Linked DNA regions of Homo sapiens: region 2 is linked to region 1. A link is an interaction called in ENCODE POLR2A ChIA-PET data of the cell type or tissue named here. Cell type or tissue: Panc1. All regions are shown on one strand. Links, peaks and the distances in the headings refer to the core of each region. The heading gives the core; the rest is flanking DNA. Region 1 has its middle 8.2 kb from the start of REST. Region 2 has its middle 40 kb from the start of HOPX.

The links. ChIA-PET counts read pairs that join two places held together with the same protein. Peaks named below come from ENCODE experiments on the same cell type or tissue, not always from the same donor. Only the 100,000 strongest peaks of a DNase experiment are listed, where the experiment ranks them.
Region 2: POLR2A ChIA-PET joins it to region 1 with 12 read pairs; 3 of 35 experiments call an interaction of 5 or more read pairs at or near these places.

Annotation. Positions count from the first base shown.
Region 1 is chr4:56,894,236-56,905,173 of GRCh38, reverse strand. No RefSeq gene overlaps it. Among named protein-coding and RNA genes, the nearest start is that of REST, 8.2 kb to the left of the region's middle. In Panc1, for the core only: no CTCF peak of the experiment used is centred there; no DNase peak of the experiment used is centred there.
Region 2 is chr4:56,635,942-56,646,879 of GRCh38, reverse strand. No RefSeq gene overlaps it. Among named protein-coding and RNA genes, the nearest start is that of HOPX, 40 kb to the left of the region's middle. RefSeq lists enhancers at 4,930-6,129, 10,723-10,938. In Panc1, for the core only: no CTCF peak of the experiment used is centred there; DNase peaks (open chromatin) are centred at 5,249 and 5,561.

The DNA of each region.
Region 1 (10,938 bases), core at 1,844-9,843:
GGCTAATTTTTGTATTTTTAGTAGAGATGGTGTTTCACCATGTTGGCCAGGCTGGTCTTGAACTCTTGACCTCAGATGATCCACCTGCCTGGGCCTCCCAAAGTGCTAGGATTACAGGTGTGAGCCACCCCGCCTGGGAGTCTTGCTCTGTCGCCCAGGCTAGAATGCAGTGGCAAGATCTTGGCTCACTGGAACCTCTGCCTCCTGGGTTCAAGCAATTCTCCTGCCTCAGCCTCCCGAGTAGCTGAGATTACAGGCACCCGCTAGGACGCCCAGCTAATTTTTGTATTTTAGTAGAGATGGGGTTTCACTATGTTGGTCAGGCTAGTCTCGAACTCCTGACCTGAGGTGATCCACCCGCCTCGGCCTCCCAAAGTGCTGGGATTACCTGTGTAAGCCACCGAGTCCAGCCAGCATCATCTACTCTTGCTGCCGGTTGGACTCTGACCTCTTGTTCTGGTTCTGATAACTGGAATAGTGTCTTACTCATTATAGGCATCAACAGCTTGAGCCAGGGAGGTTTTCCCTTCATGCTGAGAAGGGAAGGAGGTGAACAAGAGAACTTGAGACTTGAGCTGGGCTCCTTCCTGCCTTCTTTTGGAGCCTAGATCACATTTGGAACCCGCTCCCATTTTCGTCCAATCCTAATGCCCTTCCCTGCTGTTTCTGCTCCCATTTTCGTCCAATCCTAATGCCCTTCCCTGCTGTTTCTGTCTCTAACATTTATTACTAACATGCTAGGTATTTTTATTTATTTACCCTACTTAGGAACTTAAGCTCCAGAAAGGCAGAGACATTTTTTTATCCCCAGCACCTATAACTCGTTAGTTGCTCAACAAATATTAGTTAGATGAATGGTTACAAAATCCTAGCTTGGTATCACAATCTCTCAAAGTGGGGACCATCCTTACCCATGTCGGTACCCAACGTTCAGTACCCATCACAGTCTTCCCTCATGTTAAGCATGAGCCTGCCTCCTTGAATCTCCCTAATAACTACTGTTAAATAAATTAATGCTCCTGGATCCCTGGTCTTGGGGTTCTACCCTCCTGGTGAAAATCTCCCTGCCTGCTCTTCTGCATATTGTATTCCTAGCACATTCCTGATTTCACGCATCAGCCTCTGGTTGGATATTCCTTGGTGATCATTAACAATCTGTTTTGGCCAGGTGCGGTGGCTCACGCCTGTAATCCCAGCACTTTGGGAGGCTGAGGCAGGCAGATCACCTGAAGTCGAGAGTTCTAGACCAGCCTGACCAACATAGAGAAACCCTGTCTCTACTAAAAATACAAAATGAGCTGGGCATGGTGGCACACGCCTGTAATCCCAGCTACTTAAGAGGCTGAGGCGGGAGAATGGCTTGAACCTGGGAGGCGGAGGTTGCGTGAGCAGAGATCGTGCCAGTGCACTCCAGCCTGGGCAACAAGAACAGAACTCCATCTCAAAAAAAAAAAAAAATGTTTCAACCTTAGGTATCGTTCCATTTGATGGGTTTAAATACAAGTTACATAGCCTATCAACTGCATTGCTCTGCCTCTCTCTTCTCTGGCCTTTACCATTGTCCTTCCTTCCAGAATTCTCCCTCCAAATGTTATGTAGGCCACAAAATGTCACAAATGCAAGAGATCTTAGAGGTGCAGGCTCTTGTTTTATATGTAAAAGGAGACAGGCCTACAAGCTTTTGGCTTGTCCAGGTTTGCACAAGTAGTTAGGGCACAGATGGAGGTAGGACCCATGACTCAATTTCCAGCCAGTCCGGTGCTCTTTCCATGTCTCTCAGACACTTTGTCCAGTCTTCTTTCTGCTCTACCCTGGCCCTATTCCCGAAAACATCTTTTAATCTTTGGGGCCTGATGGGCCACTATGTACAATGGCTTTAGAGATGTATATATTTGAGATAGGGGGACTTTTCAGATCCGCAATTCCATAACTCTGAAGCCTACTTTTTATATTAAGATTAATTACCTTCTGGGCCAGGCCCAGTGGTTCACGCCTGTAATCCCAGCACTTAGGGAGCCCGAAGTGGAAAGATCACTTGAGCCCAAGAGTTCGAGACCAGCCTGGGCAACACAGTGCGACCTCATCTCTAGTAAAAATAATTTTTTAAAAATAGCTGGTGTGGTGAGGTGTGCCTGTAGTCCCAGCTACTTGGGAGGCTGAGGTAGGAGGATTGCTTGAGTGCAGGAGATTGGGGCTGCAGTGAGCCAGGATCACACCACTGCACTCCAGCTGGGTGACACAGCAAGACCACGTCTCGAAAAAAAAAAAAAAAGATTTATTACCTTCTGGCTTGGGAAGCAGAAGCCCTTATTGTCTTCCATGGCATTTAAAACACTCAAGAGCCAACATTGACATGTTAATTTACAAAGCTAATCATCAATTTAGAGGAATATGGACTTGACTCAGAAGACAACTTCTGGCAACCTTTCCCTTCTTCCCAAGGAGAGGTTAAAACCTTCCCACATGAACTCCTAAAGTGCCATAAGTATACTCTTGCGCCTGTTTTCTTTCCCATGTCTTTCTCATCTGTCTGAGAGGGTCTAGAGACAAGAAACTGTGTTGTGTGTTCTCAACATGCTGATATTCCTGACACAGTAAATAAAATCAAACTTCTGGCAAAGTGTATCAACCCAAAGCTAAAGCCAGGCACTGGCTTTATGCATAAATGTTTCCTAGATTAATGAACCTGTACATTTTCCTTGTTTGTCTAAAAATTATCACTAAACCTACTAGAATGGCTAAAAGTTTAAAAAGCTAAGTATAAAATGCAACAAGGGCTGGGTGCGGTTCTCATGCCTATAATTCCAGCACTTTGGGAGGCCAAGGGGCGCAGATCACTTGAGGTCAGAAGTTCAAAACCAGCCTGGGCATCATGGCAAAACCCTGTCTCTACCAAAAATACAAAAAGTTAGGTGTGGTGGTGTGCACCTGTGATCTCAGCTACTCGGGAGGCTGAGGTGGGAAGATCACTTGAGCCCAGGGGGTGGAGGTTGTAGCAAGCTGAGATCGAAACACAGCACTTTACAGCCGGGCACAGTGGCTCCCACCTGTAATCCCAGTAGTTTGGGAGGGCGAGGCGGGCAGATCACGAGGTCAGGAGATCGAGACCTTCCTGGTTAACACGGTGAAACCCTGTCTCTACTAAAAAGTACCAAAAAATTAGCCAGGCGTGTTAGTGGGCACCTGTAGTCCCAGCCATTTGGGAGTCTGAGGCAGGAGAATGGCGTGAACCTGGGAAACGGAGGTTGCAGTGAGCCAAGATTGCACCACTGCACTCCAGTCTGGGCGACAGAGCGAGACGCCGTCTCAAAAAAAAAAAAAAAAAAAAACAATGCGACAAAGATACTGAGCACCTGGAATTCTCTCTCTCTTTTCCTCTCTCTCCCTCTTCTCTCTTGAGACAGGATCTTGCTGCATCACCCAGGCTGGAGTGCAGTGTCATGATCTCAGCTCACTGAAACCTCTGCCTCCTGGACTCAAGCGATCCTCCCCCTTCAGCATCCCGAGTAGCTGGGACTACATGTACGACCTACCACACCCAGCTAATTTTTTAAAATTTCTTTTTTGTGGAGACATAGTCTCACTATTTTTCAGGCTGGTCTTGAACTCCTGGGCTCAAGTGATGCTCCCACCTTGGCCTCCCAAAGTGCTGGGACTATAGGAGTGAACCGCCTGCCTAGCCTATGACTCTAATATTGCTGATGGAAATGCAAACTGTTGTTAACAACTTTGGAAATGCAACACTTTTGCAAACTTGAATTTTCTTATAGACACTTAGCATATAATCCAGTCATCACATTCCTAGATATTTACACAAGAGAACTGAAAACCTGTGGTACCTAAAGACCCAAATGGGAGGTGTCTAACAACTAGAAACAACCTAAAAGTAGTCTAGACTGTGAATGAAAAGCAAATTTGTATCTACCCATTCAATAGAATGATATTGTTGGGGAGGAAAAACTTTTCCTCTATCCTCTTAGGTTGTTTTTTTTTTTTTTTTTTTTGAGACAGAATCTCACTCTGTCACCCAGGCTGGAGTGTAGTGGTGCGATCTTGGTTCACTACAACCTCTGCCTCCCATGTTCAAGCGATTCTTCTGCCTCAGCCTCCTGAGTAGCTGGGACTACAGGCGCACACCACCACGCCCAGCTAATTTTTGTGTTTTTTGTGTTTTTTGAGATGAAGTTTTGCTCTTGTTGCCCAGGTTGAAATGCAACGGCATGATCTTGGCTCACCACAACCTCCGCATCTCCACTTGCGGGTTCAATCGATTTGCCTGCCTCAGCCTCCCGAGTAGCTGGGATTACAGGCACACGCCACCACACCTGGCTAATTTTGTATTTTTAGTAGAGACGGGGTTTCTCGATGTTGGTCAGGCTGGTCTCGAACTCCAGACCTCAGGCGATCCACCCATTGTCTCAGCCTCCCAAAGTGCTGGGATTACAGGCGTGAGCCACCGCTCCCGGCCTATCCTCTTAGGTTTAATCATTGGCGGCATGCAAATCAAATTGACAAAAGACATACTGGCAACATAAAAGACAAATTTTTTTTTTTTTTTGAGACAGAGTCTCTCTATCCCCAAGGCTGGAGTACAATGGCGCGATTTCAGTCTACTGCAACCTCCTCCTCCTAGGTTCAAGTGATTCTCATGCCTCAGCCTCTGGAGTAGCTGAGATTACAGGCACCCGGCACCATACCCAGCTAATTTTTGCATTTTTAGTAGAGAGCCTTTCACCATGTTGGCCAAGCTGGTCTTGAACTCCTGACCTCAGGTTATCTGCCCGCCTCAGCCTCCCAAAGTGCTGAGATTACAGGCATGAGCCACTGCTCCCAGCCCAGAAAAGACACAATTAATCATATATTAAATGTACATAAAAGATTTGATCAAAAAATGTGATTCACGGGGCAGTTGGAATCTGGGCCTATATACCAACTTAATAGAGGAAGGAGAGAGGGAAAAGGGCACTTAGGAGAAAACAAATGACTTTTTGGAAAGACAAATGGGCTTTAGGAGAATAGATGGGAGATATGATAGTTTTGTAACAATGCCTTTTAGATGTGGTGTGCAGACTTCTCTCTCTTCTTTTGTTTTTCTTCAAACCTTGCTTGGTTGAAAGTGACTTCTCATTAGTGGTGATAAGAGTCAATTGTCCCTGGTTGCTTTGCTGGGAAGGGATTTACAAAAACTGAATTCTTTTGGGAGGCTCTGCTTTCAGGGATATAAGAGATTTCAAGAACTCAGATGGCCTTCTACTCAAAATAATTTTTATGCCACAGCTGTGTATTCCGGACTCATTCAATAATAAAATAAAGTAACTACAGATACATGCAACCACATAGATGAGTCTCGAAAGCATTATGCTAAGGGAAAGAAGCCAGATGCAAAAGGCCACTTACCTCATAATTCCATGTGTATACCATTCAGGGAAAGGCAAGCTATGGAAACAAATCAGTGGTTGCCGTGGGCTGGTGGTAAAGGAAGAGGATTGACTACAAAGGGCACAAAGGAATTTTGGGGGGTGACATAATTGTTGTATTTACTTATTTATTTATTTATTCAGAGACAGGGTTTCGCTCTGTTGCCCAGGCCAGAGTGCAGTGGCATAATCATAGCTCACTGCAGCCTCAAACTCCTGGACTCAAGAGATCCTTCTCCCTCAGCCCCTCAAGTAGCTGGGATTACAGGCATGCACCACTCTGCCAGCGGGGTGATGTAATAATCAACATCTCAACTGTGGTGATGGCTACACAACTATATACATTTCTCAAAATTTGTAAAACTAAACTACTTACAGCCAGGCGAGGTAGCTCATGCCTGTAATCCCAGCACTTTGGGAGGCCGAGATGGGCGAGGTGGGGAGTTCAAGACCAGCCTGACCAACATGGAGAAACCTCATCTCTACCGGGCGTGGTGGCAACAAGGGCGAAACTCCATCTCAAAAAAAAAAAGAACCTGAACTACTTACAAGGGTAAATTTTACTGAATACAAATTATACCCCAATAAACCTGACTTTTAATAAATAGAACTATAGGCCAGGTGCAGTGGCTCATGCCTGTAATCCCAGCACACTGGGAGGCTGAGGCAGGTGCGTAACTTGAGGCCAGGAATTTGAGACCAGCCTGGCCAACACGGTGAAACCCCATCTCTACAAAAAATACAAAAATTAGCCGGGCATGATAGCACGGGCCTGTGGTCCCAGCTATTCAGGAGGCTGAGGCACAAGAATTGCTTGAATCCAGGAGGTGGAGGTTGCAGTGAGCTGACATCACACCACTGCACTTCAGTCTGGGCAACAGAGTAACACTCTGTCTCAAAAAATAAATAAACAGGCCAGGTGCCGTGGCTCACACCTATAATCCCAGCACTTTGGGAGGCCGAGGTGGGCAGATCACGGGGTCAGGAGTTTGAGACCAGCCTGGCAAACATGCTGAAACCCCATCTCTACTAAAAATACAAAAATTAGCTGGGCATGGTGGCCCGTGCCTGTAGTCCCAGCTACTCGGGAGACTGAGGCAGAAGAATCGCTTGAACCCAGGAGGCAGAGCTTGCAGTGAGCCGAGATCGCGCCACTGCACTCCAGCTTGGGCCACGGAGCAAGACTCTGTCTCAAAAAAAAATAAAATAAATGAAAATAAATAAATAAATAAACACAAAACTATAAACAATAGATACTAGTTTTTGTGTGAGTGTTTCAGGTATATGCATTGTTTTGGTAAAGTGTTCAAAATCCTTTCATAAAATGTTATATCTGAGAATGTCTTTCCTCCTGATACAGTCTCTATTAATTTATACTAAAAAGTCACTTCCTATCCTTAACCCTATTTATCCAGCTGGTATTTTTTTTTTTTTTTTTTTTTTTGAGAAGGAGTCTCACTCTGTCGCCCAGGCTGGAGTGCAGTGGCACGATCTCGGCTCACTGCAAGCTCCGCCTCCTGGGTTCACGCCATTCTCCTGCCTCAGCTTCCTGAGTAGCTGGGACTACAGGCGTCCGCCACCACGCCCGGCTAATTTTTCGTATTTTCAGTAGAGACGAGGTTTCACCGTGTTATCCAGGATGGTCTCGATCTCCTGATCTCGTGATCCGCCCGCCTCGGCCTCCCAAAGTGGTGGGATTACAGGCGTGAGCCACCGCGCCCGGCCCAGCAGGTATTTATTCAGCACCTTCTCTGTTTAAGGTGCAAGGGTGGTGTGGGGCTAGGAGGTGGGTAGAGAAGTATAAAATGGGTTTTGACTTTCACCAGCTTATTATCTAGTTGAGGAAATAAAATATATCCTGCTTTAGTAAAAGCACAGTCAGTAAGAGCTTTTAGAGTTTGAAGAATTTGCTTCCAGCTAGTAGTCTTGAGCAAGCTTCAAGGAGGAGGTGGAGTTTGTTTTGCCAGAAACGATGCAGCCATGGCACAGTTTACATGGGGAGAGTCCAAAGTACAGAGATCAGTTACCTTAAGGTCATCCCTAATGTGTCAGTCCATGAAAGGCAGGGTAACTGATCCTCGTGAAAGATGAAAAGGCAGAAGAATCAATGCAGGAAAAACAGCTAAACCAAGATGGCACACCAGCCGGAGTTGGAGCAAAAGAATACTGAAGATGAAGTGCACAGGATCAATGGGGTACAGACACCCTTTTACATATGGGTGTGGCTTGCTCCAAAGAGGTATTTAAAAAGCAGGGATCTGGCCAGGCACAGTGGCTCACAACTGTAATCTCCCCGAGATTGTGCCACTGCACTCCAGCATGGCGACAGAGTGAGACTCTGTTTCAAAAAAAAAAGGCTGGGCATAGTGGTTCATGCCTGTAATCCCAGCACTTTGGGAGGCTGAGGCAGGCGGATCACGAAGTCTGGACTTCAAGACCAGCCTGTCCAGTATGGTGAAACCCTGTCTCTACTAAAAATACAAAAATTAGCCAGGCATGGTGGAGGGCGCCTGTAGTCCCAGCTACTCAGGAGGCTGAGGTAGGAAAATCGATTGACCCCGGGAGGTGGAGGCTGCAGTGAGCCCAGATCTCGCCACTGCACTCCAGCCTGGGCAACAGAGTGAGACTCCGTCTCAAAAAAAAAAAAAAAACAGCAGGGATCAAGTCTCTCAGCAAAGCACAACCAATAGCACTACAATCCAATCATAAGCATGGATGTCACAGACAAACTGTAAACTAATGAAGTGCAAGAATTGGGATGAAGTTGAAGTCTAAATTCCTGGATTATACTAAGAAGAAATAACGTATTTCCATAAGAAGCTAGTCTGCATGTAATCTATAAAGACAAAAAAGAAGGTGAAACATTGAGCATTATTAGGCCAGGCGCAGTGGCTCACACCTATAATCCCACCACTTTGGGAGGCAGAGGCGGGTGCATCACTTGAGATCAGGAGTTCAAGACCAGCCTTGCCAACATGGTGAAACCCCATCTCTACTAAAAAATACAAAAATTAGCTGGGCATTGTGGTGAGTGCCTGTAATTCCAGCTACTTGGGAGGCTGAGGCAGGAGAATCACTTGAACCCAGGAGGCAGAGGTTGCAGTGAGCCCAGACCGCACCACTGCACTGCAGCCTGGGCGACAAGAGAGAAACTCTGTCTCAAAAAAGAAAAAAAAGAAAAATTGGACACTATTCACCTAAAATTGTCTAACGATTATTGAGACACTGAATCTGGTAGACAGAGATGCATAATGTAGGTTTAGGACAAGGATAGTTCACTCAGATTTTTCATGGCTTAGATAAATGTCAAGTTTTTGTTTTGTTCTGTTTTGTTTTTTTTGAGACAGAATCTCGCTCTGTTACCTAGGCTGGAGTGCAGTGGCACGATCTTGGCTCACTGCAACCTCCACCTCTCGGGTTCACACGATTCTCCTGCCTCAGCCTCCCAAGTAGCTGGGACTACAGGCGTGAGCCACCATGCCTGGCTACTTTTTGTATTTTTAGTAGAGATGGGATTTCACCATGTTGGCCAGGCTGGGCTCAAACACCTGACCTCAAGTGATCCACCCGCCTCTGCCTCCCAATTACAGGCGTGAGCCACTGCGACCAGCCAAATGTCAAGATTCTTTATCTCTCCTGACATGAAGTTCATACTCGACTGGGCACAGTGGCTCAAGCCTGTAATCCCAGCACTTTGGGAGGCCGAGGCAGGTGGATTACCTGAGGTCAGAAGTTCGAGACCAGCCAGGCCAACATGGTGAAACCCTGTCTCTACTAAAAATACAAAAATTAGCCAGGCGTGGTGGCGCAGGCCTGTGATACTGGCTACTAGGGAGGCTGAAGCAGGAGAATCGCTTGAACCCAGGAGGCAGAGGTTGCAGTGAGCCGAGATTGTGCCATTGCACTCCTGCCTGGGCAACAAGAGCCAAACTCTGTCTCAAAAAACCAAAAAAAGGCTGGGCTCGGTGGCTCACACCTGTAATCCCAGCACTTTGGGAGGCCGAGGGGGATGGATCACCTGAGGTCAGGAGTTCAAGCTGGTCAAGAGACTAGACTGGCCAAAATGGTGAAACTCCATCTCTATTAAAAATACAAAAATTAGTTGGGCATGGTGGCGGGTGCCTGTAATCCCAGCTACTTGAGAGGCTGAGGCAGGAGAATCAACTGAACCTGTGAGATGGAGATTGCAGTGAACCAAGATTGTGCCACTGCCCTCCAGCCTGAGCAACAGAGTGAGACTCTGTCTCAAAAAAAAAAACCACACAAAAAAAAACAGTCCCTACTCATCAAGTAACTTAATGGTTAATAATATGCCCTTCCCAGTATTTTGATTTCTAGCCACAATTAAGTCATTTATCAACTGGTATTCTAAATTATGCATCTCTCCCTACTATTCCGTTACGTCTCCTACCATATCACTTCCTTTTCTCACACTCACTAAACTCCAGCCACACATGCCAGCCTTTGCAGATGCAATCATTATTCTTATTGTTATTATTTTTGAGACAAGGTATCACTCTGTCACCCAGGCTGGAGTGCAGTGGTGGGATCTCAACTCACTGCAACCTCCACTTCCCAGGCTCATATGATCCTCTTGCCTCTCAACACGTGACACTGCCTGGCACGGTGGCTCATGCCTGTAATCCCAGCACTTTGGGAGGCCTGGGTGGGCAGATCACCTGAAGTCAGGAGTTTGAGACCAGCCTGGCCAACATGGTGAAACCCCGTCTCTACTAAAAATACAAAAACTAGCCGGGCGTGGTGGCGTGCACCTGTAATCCCAGCTACTCCAGAAGCTAAGGCAGGAAAATCGCTTGAACCCAGAAGGCGGAGGGTGTAGTGAGCCGAGATCACGCCACTGCACTCCAGCCTGGATGACAGAGTGAGACGCTGTCTCAAGAAAATAAATAAATAAAAATAAACACATGACACCCTGCCCAGCTAATTAAAATATATATATATATTTGTACAGACAAGCTATATTGCCCAAGCTGATCTTAAACCCCTGGGTTCAAGCAATCCTCCCAACCTTAGCCTTCCAAAGTGCTGGTATTACAGGTGCGAGCCACTAAGACTGGCCATATTATCATTATTTTAGAGACAGGGTCTTGCTATGTTGCCCAGGTTGGACTTGAACTCTGGACTCAAGGGATCCCTCCACCTTGGCCTCCCAAAGTGTTGGGATTATAGGTGTGAGTCACCACACCTGGCCAAGTTGTTAATTTTGATAAACTATTTTATTTATTTATTTGTTTATTTATTTATTTGAGACGGAGTCTCATTCTGTCACCCAGGCTGGAGTGCAGTGGCATGAACTCAGCTCACTGCAATCTCCACTCTCCTCGGTTCAAGCGATTCTCCTGTCTCAACCTTCCAAGTAGCTGGGATTACAGGCTTGTGCCACAATGCCTGGCTAAGTTTTGTATTTTTAGTAGAGACAGGGTTTTGCCATGTTGACCAGGCTGGTCTCAAACTCCTTAGCTCAAGTGATCTGCCTGCTTTGGCCTCCCAAAATGCTGGG
Region 2 (10,938 bases), core at 1,890-9,889, 260 kb after region 1:
TTACAGGTGTGAGCCACCAGCCTGGCTGTTTCTTTGTTTTCTTGATTGTGTTTAAGTAAGACATCACCAGGTAGGTAATCCAGGGCTGTTAGAGTAGCTCCCTAATGTTGTCAAGGAGCTGGGGTCATTCCATCTTCCCATTTTACTATCTGTAGTACACAGCTTTTGTATTCATGGATACTTGGACACTGCATCTGCCTTTCAAACAAAATGAAGAGAAAGAGGGAGGGAAAGCATAGGGCAAATGCCAGCTAAGACTTTCCTCTCTAAAAAGATTTCCTGGAAGCCCCCACCTAACAACTTCCACCTACATCACATTGGCCAAAGTGAGTCACATGGCCACTCCTAGCTGCAAGGGAGTCTGGGAATTGGGGCACTTGTAAATGAGCATAGTGCTGCCTTGAGCAAAATTAGGGTTCTGTTCGTAAGGAAGAAGGGAAAGATGGATATTGGAAAGGCTGATAACTACACCTGCTAATCCAGCCTGGGATGACACAGGTATACACTTCTGAACTCTTACCTCTAGTTCAGGAACAGTCTTTCTGGTTCTCTAAAATTAAGAAACCAAAAGTGGAAACACTAACAATTATTTATTTAGAATACAGATGTTTACAAGATCCTATTAAACATCCCTGGGCAAGCTTCCTCTTCCTGTATCTTAAAACTTTTCTTCTGACAACAAATACACAGTGCACCAGGGTCTGAGCAAAACAGACTCATATCTAGCATCCTCTCCTGCAACCTAAGTAGTGGGGATCTAAATTGTGGACAAAGCAGACTGAGTATGGTGATTGGTCCATGTCAGGCAATGAGAGGAATACTAAACCAGGTCTAAGATCCAGGTCAGAAGTCTTTCCAACACACTAGAGAGATGATTCAAGAACAATCCAGAGCAACAGCCAGGCACGGTGGCTCACACTTGTAATCCTAGCACTTTGGGAGGCTGAGGCAGGCAGATCACTTGAGCCCAGGAGTTCAAGGCCAGCCTGGACAACATGGTGAAACCCTGTCTCCATTAAAAATACAAAAATTAGTGGAGACTGGTGGCATGCACCTGTAGTCCAACCACATGTGAGGCTGAGGTGGGAGGATTGCTTGAGCCTGGGAGGCAGAGGCTGCAGTGAGCTGAGATCATGCTGCTGCACTCCAGCCTGGATGACAGATTGAGACCCTGTTAAAAAAAAAAAAAAAAAAAAAAAGAACAATCCAGGACAAAACCAGCTGGGCAGAGAGTGTGCCTTTAACTTGGGCCCAGAAGCCCCATTTATGGTAAAAGAATCACTTCCTCTGCCCAATAGTCTAGAGTCCTTGAATGGCATGTGATGGGAGGGAATGAGGGTTCAGTGTCCTTTTAAATGCAAGTATGTTACCAGTACTAATCTCCTTGAGTTTGCTTTTTCAACTGTGAAACAGGGATAGCAACATTCTACTAAATTTTTAAAAAGCACTTTGTAAATAGTCATAATAATTGCTACTGCTACAAAGTACTAACAGACAGGGCAAGGTTTACTTTGATGCCTGAGATAAGTCTTCACAAGAACGCAGAACTCTAAGTTTTATTGTCAGGAGTCTCTTTTGGACACCCAGGGTCATACACCAAAACAATAATGCCCACCCTAGACTCAGAAAAACTGCACAGTGCCCTCTGTCTCCACCTTGTATCCTAGGTGTGCAGTTGCAGACACTGTAGGTTAGCTGGACCCATCATCATACCCAAGCCCCTTCTCTGTTGTCACACTTCTTTCATGAGACTGTAAGGGCTGGAAACATTAAATCCTCTCTTTTCCATTCTCCCTTGAGGCTGTGTGGTCACATGACACAGTCTATCCAACAAGGATCAGGTCAAAGGCGGGAGGTCAAAAAGCCTTTGGGGAAGGCTTTTGCATTTCTTGATAAAAGGGACTTAAGCAGCAGGTTCTGTTCTTCACTCCTTTCTTGCCTTGTACCATTTTCAGTTGTTCATTGTAGAAATAGAAATAAGCAAAAAAAGAAAAGAAAGAAATGATAAAACCAACAAAACTCATAAAAATTACACATGATCGGGCTCCAAAAATTAGGGAGAGGGAAACCCCTGCCTAATGAAACTAATAAATGTTTAAAACACTGTAAAAAATTACCCATGATCCCACCACACAGAGGTAACGTCTTACTAACCTTAATATTATGCTATATCATATTGGGGGAAGGCATGTTTTCTATGCATAAATACACATGCAACAGGGAGAAGAACTTAATTCAGAAGCTAGCAGCAGATTGAACCATTGTTCTGAGAGGATGGAAGGATGCTTCCTAAGGAAAAAATTGGCTGTCTTGTTCAGGAAAACATATTTTTTTTTTTTATTTGAGATGAAGTTTTGCTCTTATTGCCCAGACTGGAGTGCAATGGCTCAAATCTCGGCTCACTGCAACCTTTGCCTCCCGAGTTCATGCGATTCTCCTGCCTCAGCCTCCCCAGTAGCTGGGATTATAGGCGCATGCCACCACACCCAGCCAATTTTTGTATTTTTAATAGAGACAGGCGTTTACCATGTTGGCCAGGCTGATCTGGAACTCCTGACCTCAGGTGGCCTGCCCGCCTCAGTCTCCCAAAGTGCTGGGATTATAGGCATAAGCCACCACACCCGGCCTAGGAAAACATCTTAATAGTTTTGGGGGCTGTGAAATATAGGTCTAGAAGACGAGGAAAAAAGAACTCAGTGGCTGTGCACAATAAAATACCATTTGTCCCACGGAGATTCAGGTAGGATGACGTTTAGGATCCATGGGCACTTGGAGAATGGAGAGGTGGAGGAGAACGATTTGGTAAGGGACGGCAGGCACAATGTCAGCTGACCCAGAAGGCACCAGTGAGAGGCTGGTGGACTGGGCTTAGGAACTTTAAAATATCAAATGTTCTATTTTCAATGACTATCTATACAGTGCTGGGCTTGCTGTCACTATGCTGTAATTGTTTTTTGCTGTCTTCAACCTTCCCAACAGCTCTGTCTCACAAAATGGCCTTGTACTGGTGATGCTTTAGGGATTGGGGAAGGATCTGCTTGAGCCGCGCTTGCAGGAGGCCGTAGACAGTGAAAGTGCTGGCTTCTGTCTGCCTCTTTTCTGGTAATAGCACCTTCACATTTGGGGAACTACTTCTACTTCATGTGGTCCTGATAGAGCCGTTAATCACAGTTCCCCAGATTTCTCCCCCCATGACAGTTAGACCCAGGCTGGCCAATGACAGCGTCATAACCCTTGGCATACATGAACTGAACCAAGTATGGGCTCTCGACCTCCCAGGTTCAAGGGATCCTCCTACCTTAACTTCTCTAGTAGCTTGGGCTACAGGCATGCACCACCATACCTGGCTAATTTTTTTTTTTTCTTGAGATGGGATCTCACTATGTTGCCTAGGCTGGGCCAAAGTCCTTTGCCAGAATTGTTGCAATTGGACCTGGAGAGATGGTTCTACATTGTCACCTTTCATGGAGAGTTGTGAAGATGGAGGGCTGGGGCTGCAGGTAGCCTTTGACTCGGACTCATGGAGAAAGCCATTCTGTAAAGGGAGGGAATGAAGCCAGGCAGATGGGAATGAGAAAGTCCTGAGGCCTTGGTTCCCACTCTTCCCTGGGCTACCCCAGCCTTCCTGGCTCTGTGAACTAGTGAATCCCTTTCTCAGTGTATCTGTCATTTGTAATAAAAAAGAGCCCTTACTAATGGGAGAGCAAATAAAGGAAGAGAGAAGTGCATGGAGGGAGGAATCTCAGCCCCTAGTGTAATTAAGAATATAGGGGAACCAGAGATTCATAGTAAGAGGTAACCAGAAGTAGCACTAGATTTTTCTCAGCCAATGGGAACTTGAGAAAAATTATTTTTACATACTAAAAGAAAAGATAACCCCTGACAAGTGGAGAATTTATGGACCTCAAGGGGTTACATAATTTTTAAAACTATATACAAATGTATGGCAGATAAGTTACCCTCTTTTTTTTTTTTTTTTTAAGAGAAAAGGTCTCAGCTGGGCATGGTGGTTCACACCTGTAATCCCAGAACTGTGGGAGGCTGAGGTGGGCAGATCGCTTGAGCCCAGGACTTTGAGACCAGCCTGGGCAATAGTGAGACCTCATCTCTATTTCAAAATTTAAAATTAAAAAACAAATAGAGACATAATCTTGCTTTGTCACCCAGGCTACATAGAATATGGTGGTGCAATCATAGCTCACTGCAGCCTTGATCTCCCTGGATCAAGGGATCCTCCTGCCTTAGCCTTCAGAGTAGCTGGGATTACAGGCACCTGCCACCACACGTGGCTATTTTTTTTCTTTCTTGACAGCCCAAGCTGGTCACGAACTTCTGGGCTCAAGTAATCTTTCTGCCTCATCTCCCAGTGTGCTGGGATTACAGGTGTGAGCCACTGCACCTGGCCTGTTACCTTCTTGGAGACTTTTTGCTACTCTCTCTCAACTCTGGTCCTCATGTGTAAACTTTGTTCCACATCTTCTATTGTCCACTGAAAGGTCCTTTAAAAACCTCATATTGGGAGGCCAAGGCGGGCGGATCACGAGGTCAGGAGATCGAGACCATCCTGGCTAACACGGTGAAACCCCGTCTCTACTAAAAATACAAAAAAAAATAGCCAGGCGTGATGGTGGGCGCCTGTAGTCCCAGCTACTCGGGAGGCTAAGGCAGGAGAATGGCGTGAACCCGGAAGGCGGAGCTTGCAGTGAGCCGAGATTGCGCCACTGCACTCCAGCCTGGGCCACAGAGCGAGACTCCGTCTCAAAAAAAAAAAAAAAAAAAAAAAAAAACCTCATATCAACTGTTCAAATGTATCCTTGTCTCAACTCAATGTCAGAGTGACTAATAACAATTGTGGTAATAATACAAATAATTTGAAATTTCACATTCTTTTCCCATGATGGACGTGCTAAGAGGTAGTGAAGTGGACACAAGTCAGGCAAGGATCCGGGACATCAGCCACAGCTTATATTGGCAAGGCAGGAGATAAGATTTTTGGTTTTATGAAACCTGGCATTATGAGCCTGGTGAGCTCTATAGAAACAATTATAGAAACAGAGGAGCAAAGGTTCCTAGAGACCCTCTCCTTTACCTTCACCAAGACAATTGTATCATTACAGATAGTGAGTGCTGCTGCATGAGGAATGTGCTCCTGTAAACAAATATCAATGTGGCTTCTTAGAAGAGTCTGCCAACTAAACTTAGAAAAACATAAGAAACGTTTATTTGAATCTCAACTTATATAACTCATCCAACTACTAAATGCAATGACAAACTGACTCATGGTTCATATGAATCAGCCCTAGCATTCCAGATTAGTAATGCAGAAGGCGTTTCTTTCTTCTTTCTTTCTTCTTCCAGATAGAAGCTCTCTCTTCCCACTCCTGTAAAAAAAAAAAAAAAAAAAAAAAAAAAAAAAGCTCTTTAGATAGAAACTTGGCATTCTCTGGGAGTGAAGAAGTCAAGTGTCCTGGGATAGTGACCCTAAGAGGAAGAATCCTCAGGGGCACAGGAACTGTAATCTAGAGAAATAGTTTCATTTCATGTATTCATGTATGAAAAGGAGACTACATATGTGTATTTATGTAGCTAGAAGGGCAGGTTAAGGGAGAGAATTCTGATTGTCCCCTAGCTCTTTTTCCCTTCTTTCAGTAGTTTTATCTGGGAGATGGCTGCGTGTCTAAAGTCTACGTTTTCTCACTTACTTTATAGTCAGGTTTTTAGCCAGCCCCCAAGATGCCTCCAACAATCTCTGCCTCCTGGTATTCACACCTCTGCATAGTCCCTGCCCACATTGTGCCACAGAATTGGTACATTGTGCCACAGAATTGACTAACACAATTAAGCAGAAATACTTCTAGGTCACTTCTGAGATTAGGTTCTAAAGGACACTAAGCTTTCTCTCTATCTCTCTCTCTCTCTCTCTCTCTCTCTCTCTTCCCCCTGGGATTACTTGCTCTGGGAGAAGCATGTTGAGCAGCTCTACATGTTGAGAAGCTCATGTGGCAAAGAACAGAGGCCTCCTGACAACAGCCAGTGAGGAGGTGAGCTCTGCCAACAACCAAGTAAGTAAGCTTAGAAGTACATCCTCCAGACCCTGTTGAGCCTTCAGATAACTGCAGCGCCTTAGCCACTACCACTCAGCTAAGCTGCTCCTGAAATTATTTGATATCATAAATGTTTGTTGTTTTAATCTGCTAAGCTTTGGGATAATTCGTTATGCAGCAATAGATAACTAGAACATTACGTGTGGCCAAGAAAGTAATATGTGCACTTCAGGGTCATGCCTCTAAAAGGAATAAGTATGCTTTCTTGTTTCTCCTTCCCACTTCCTAGAATGCAAGCATAGTAATGAGCCATCTTACTGTCGAAGCTGCATGGGTGACAGCAACACCTTAGGGTTGGAGGACAACCATGCAGAAAGAGCCTGAGTCTCTGCATTATTCAGGAAATACTAGGTTTAACTGCACTAACAAAAAACCTCCAGTCTTAGTGTTTTCAAAGCAGTGGTTTATTTCCAACTCCCTCAAATCTGCTGCAGCTCTGGGCTTCTAGACTTGCAGTTTAGCAGTGACTACGTTCTTCTTCTCAAGACAATGGCCTCTATCAGGAGGGCCCTCTACACAGCTACAGGTCTCTCCAGCTTTTGGTAACATCTTCTTCCCCTTGACCCTCCCTTTGACCCAAGCCTAGAGGTGGTAACTGTTGTTAGCCCCAATGCTTCACTATCCCTTGTTGGTGTCCCTTAATATTCTTCATACCTTTGTAGAGTTCCTTCATTAAACTGCCTTCAATTACCTCTGCCATCTATTTTCTGTCAATATCCTGACCTATCCAATCCTTCTTCCTCAAATGATAGCTACTAGTCAAAACAGCCAATAACATAAGAAATGGAAAGACATGTAAGTCCCAAAGGATGATCTTTTAGATTATAAGCAGAGCGAACATGCACTAGCACCCAAGTCTCACAGTGCATAGAAAAGATATCCCCTTTGTTGTCATCATCAAGATAGTGAGAAGCAGTGGCATCCAAAATATCTGTGAATCTAGGCCAAATCATTCCAGTAAAAAGCTATTTGACCTACTTATTCCAAAATTAAAGCTTATTCCAAAATATTTTCAATATTCAGTTCAAGTATTATTGACATACCAATTAATTCCTCAGCTGGGCTTCCACTGAGTTCAGGCAGAAAGTTCTAAATTAGGGCATGAAGTTTGCCAGGTTTCTGTTTTGAACAAGTGTATTAGTCCATTCTCACACTGCTACAAAGGTACTACCTGAGACTGGGTAATTTATAAGGAAAAGAGGTTTAATTGACTCACAATTCCACATGGCTAAGGAGGCCTCAGGAAACTTACAGTCATGGCGGAAGGCAAAGGGGAAGCAAAGACGTTCTTTACATTGCGGCAGATAAGACAGAGCTAGCAAGAGCAGGGAAAACTGCCTTACCAAACCATCAGATTCATGAGAACTCACTCACTATCATGAGAACAGCATGGGGGAAACCAATTCCATGGTCCAATCACTTCCCACCTAATTCCTCCCTCAACACCTGGGGATTACAACTCAAGATGAGGTTCGAGAGGGGACACAAGGTTCGGGGAGGCCTCCAAAAATCTCACCAGCCACAAAGTATAGCTCACAGCCCAACTCATTGCATGGTGGGGGAAAAAAAACAAAAAAACAAAAGAGGAGGAAAGAGAGAGAGGAGAGAGGGAGGCTGACGAGGTTCACAGAAAGAAAGCTGACTCTTCAAATGAGGAGACGCCTCTTCTACATTAAAAGCAAACAAACAAACAGCCTCATTTGGAAGTCCTCCCTGAGGGGCCACAGGTAGGGGACCTAGAGAAAGATAACCTCATCCAGAATAGAGAATGCGACTTTGCTCCAAACACATCAGCTTCCAACAGGGAATCTGCAGTGGCCAAAGGGGCCGCCAACAAGATAATGGAATATGATTGTTGTCCACAAAGATGCCTAGGACAGAAATTCCTGTAGGATCAACAACACAGCTAGGAAGAAAATGAAAAAGTCAGATTCTTCATCCATTTATTGAAATATTCACCAAGGCTGGGTATGGTGGCTCATGCCTATAATCCCAGCACTTTGGGAGGCTGAGGCAGATGGATATCCAGAGCTCAGGGGTTGGAGACCAGCCTGGGAAACAGGGAGAAACCCCATCTCTACCAAAAATGCAAAAAAAAAAAAAATTTAGCTGGGTGTGGCAGTGCACACCTGTGGTCTCAGCTACTTGGGAGGCTAAGGTGGGAAGATCACTTGAGCCCAGGGGGCAGATGTTGCAGTGAGTCGAGCTCGTGCCACTACACTCTAACCTGGGTGACTGAGTGAGACCCCACCTCAAAAAAAGAAAACAAAGGAAAGAAAGAAAGACAGAGCAAGAAAGAGAGAAAGAAAGAAAAGAGAAAGAAAGAAAGAAAGAAAGAAAGAAAGAAAGAAAGAAGGAAAGAAAGAAAAAAAAAAGAAAATTCACCCATTCTAATCCACAACAAACAATGAAAACAAAATTCAAAATCATGCATACTTGTTAAGATACTTTTTGCTACAAGTGACTGAATACTCAACTGAAAGTGGCATATCAGGTTTTTTGTTTTTCTGTAGGTCATTCCAGGTTCAGTTAATTCAACAGCCTGACTAGGCCAGAGCTCTCAATCATCCTTTCTGGGATTCTCTTCTCTTTCTCCTCATGGTCCCAAGATGATTGCTCCAGTTCCAAGCATCACATCCTACATGACATCATCCAAACACAGGAAAGGTCCTGGCTTTATTTTCAGGCATCTCTCATTTTATTTTATCACAGAGGAAAAGCCTTTTCCCAGAAGCTCCTTAGCAGTCTTCCCTTACCTCTCAGTGTCTGGAGTTGGGCCACATGCCCACTCCATGCCTATAATTGGTAAAGACAATCAGCACTTGGAACAGACTGGCACATAGCAGGAGCTTATTAAATATTTGTTGAATGAATGAAAGGTGGATTGGATTACCATGGTTGGCTTAGACCAATTATAGCCCATTTCCTAGAGCCCATTTTCCTAGAACACATTGTTGACTAATGGCTGAAGAAAACTGGCATTTTCTTATCAAGGAAGAAGGAAGGAACGGCTATTGGACAGTCAATAGTGTATGCCACATTATGCTATTTCTTAAAGCAGGGAACCAGAGCAACCCATTAAAAGGGCTTATTGTTTTCTAATGGTTACCTTGTAAAAAAGTGTTTTTGGATTTAAACAAATTGTTCATGCAAGGGGTATCTCATTAGTGAACAAGTTACACTATTCTAAAGAGAAATGGACTTTTTTTTTCTGCTCCAGCTTAGACATCAGTTCGTACAGATATTCTCCCTGCCTAAACCCCATCTGGGTTGGGTATCCTTCTTCTATGTTATCAGGCACTCTACCTCCCCATGTTACAGCAGTTACCACACTGGATTATATCCACTTATTTATTCTGTTTCCTGCAGTACAGGCTGTTACATGTTCACCAAATCATGTTTTCTTTTCTTGTGTGCTACCTTTCTCAATCCCCTTTGCAGTTAGGTGTGGCCATGTGACTGAGTCTGGTCAATGGAATGTGAGTAAAGTAGTGTATACCACTTTCAAGCTTGGCCATAAAAACTACCTGTGCAATCTCCTGGCTTTCTCTTTCTTAATCTGCTGGCTTAATGGAGAAGACTTTGTGGACATAAAAAAATATGGAAGGAGGCTGGGATCCTGAAGGACTGCATGGAACAGAATACCTGTCTTCTCAGCAATCCACACTATTCTAAGATGAACTTGGTGAAGAATGCATTTTTTATTGTGCTAAGCCACTGAGAATTGAGTATTTATGTGTTTTTGTTATGGTCGTTATCCAACTCTAACGAATACAGTTCCTCAGAATAAAAACTTACTGAAAGTAGAAATCTCTGTCTTGTTCACCATGCTTTCTTGCCCTACCTAGCACAGTGTCTGTCACATAATAGGCACTTAAGACACTTTTAAAAAATGAAATAAACGTAATTCTCCCAACTTGTAGCGAGTATCTACTAAATGCCAAAATAGCTTGAACTTTGTAATGCCATTTAAAAAACCTAAAATATTTCTCCCCAAAATTTTGAGGAGTTAAGTCAAAGACACTGAAAACACAGAGGAACACTCTGCCCCAGCCTCCATTTGCCTGGTGGCAAACTCTTCCTTCCTTACTGGGGACAGCACTTGCTTATGGGTCCAGAGAGGGCATCAGCGGGCACCAGAGGACTCGGGGAACAGATTTTATGATCTTCCCACATTTTCCTGCCTTTTAAAAGACTGGAGCCACTCTTTCCTTTGTCTTGTCACTGTGTAGGATTTATGGCTCTTTGTTAATATAGTATTTAATCTAGGCCCCAAGCTAGCTTGAGTAATACTTTTAAACTGAGGCCTGTCTTGCATGGTGGGCGCAGCATCCACTAATGAACTTCTGCTTGTTTTCCTCTTTTTAATCTGACTTTTGTTTTTAGGAGAGTGTCTCAACTAAGAACCTAAAAATGGAAGAAAAAAAAAAAGAAAAGAAAAAAAAAAGAAATTGTGTTTTCTCCCTTACACTATATTAGTAATTTTTGATATCACTTCATTGCTCAACATAGAAACAAATGTCAACAGAAGAATGGTGAAGTTCATAATTCAGAAAGGAGAGTTTTATTTCTCTTACAAGTTTGCATCCTGTAGGGTGGCCATTCTTATGAGCCGGGAGGCATAGCATCCAGCCAGGGCCCGGAAACAGACACTTCAACGGTGGAAAGAATAAGACAGGAATGTATGGTGAGCAGGGTGGCCAAATATACATATTCAATGAGGTATAGGAGGAGTGATGAATAATTATGAGAGGAGGAACATGTGCATGTGCAACTGAGCGTCATGCCTCTCCATGGGAACCACGTTCCCAAAACGGTGGTGTTAGCATTGATA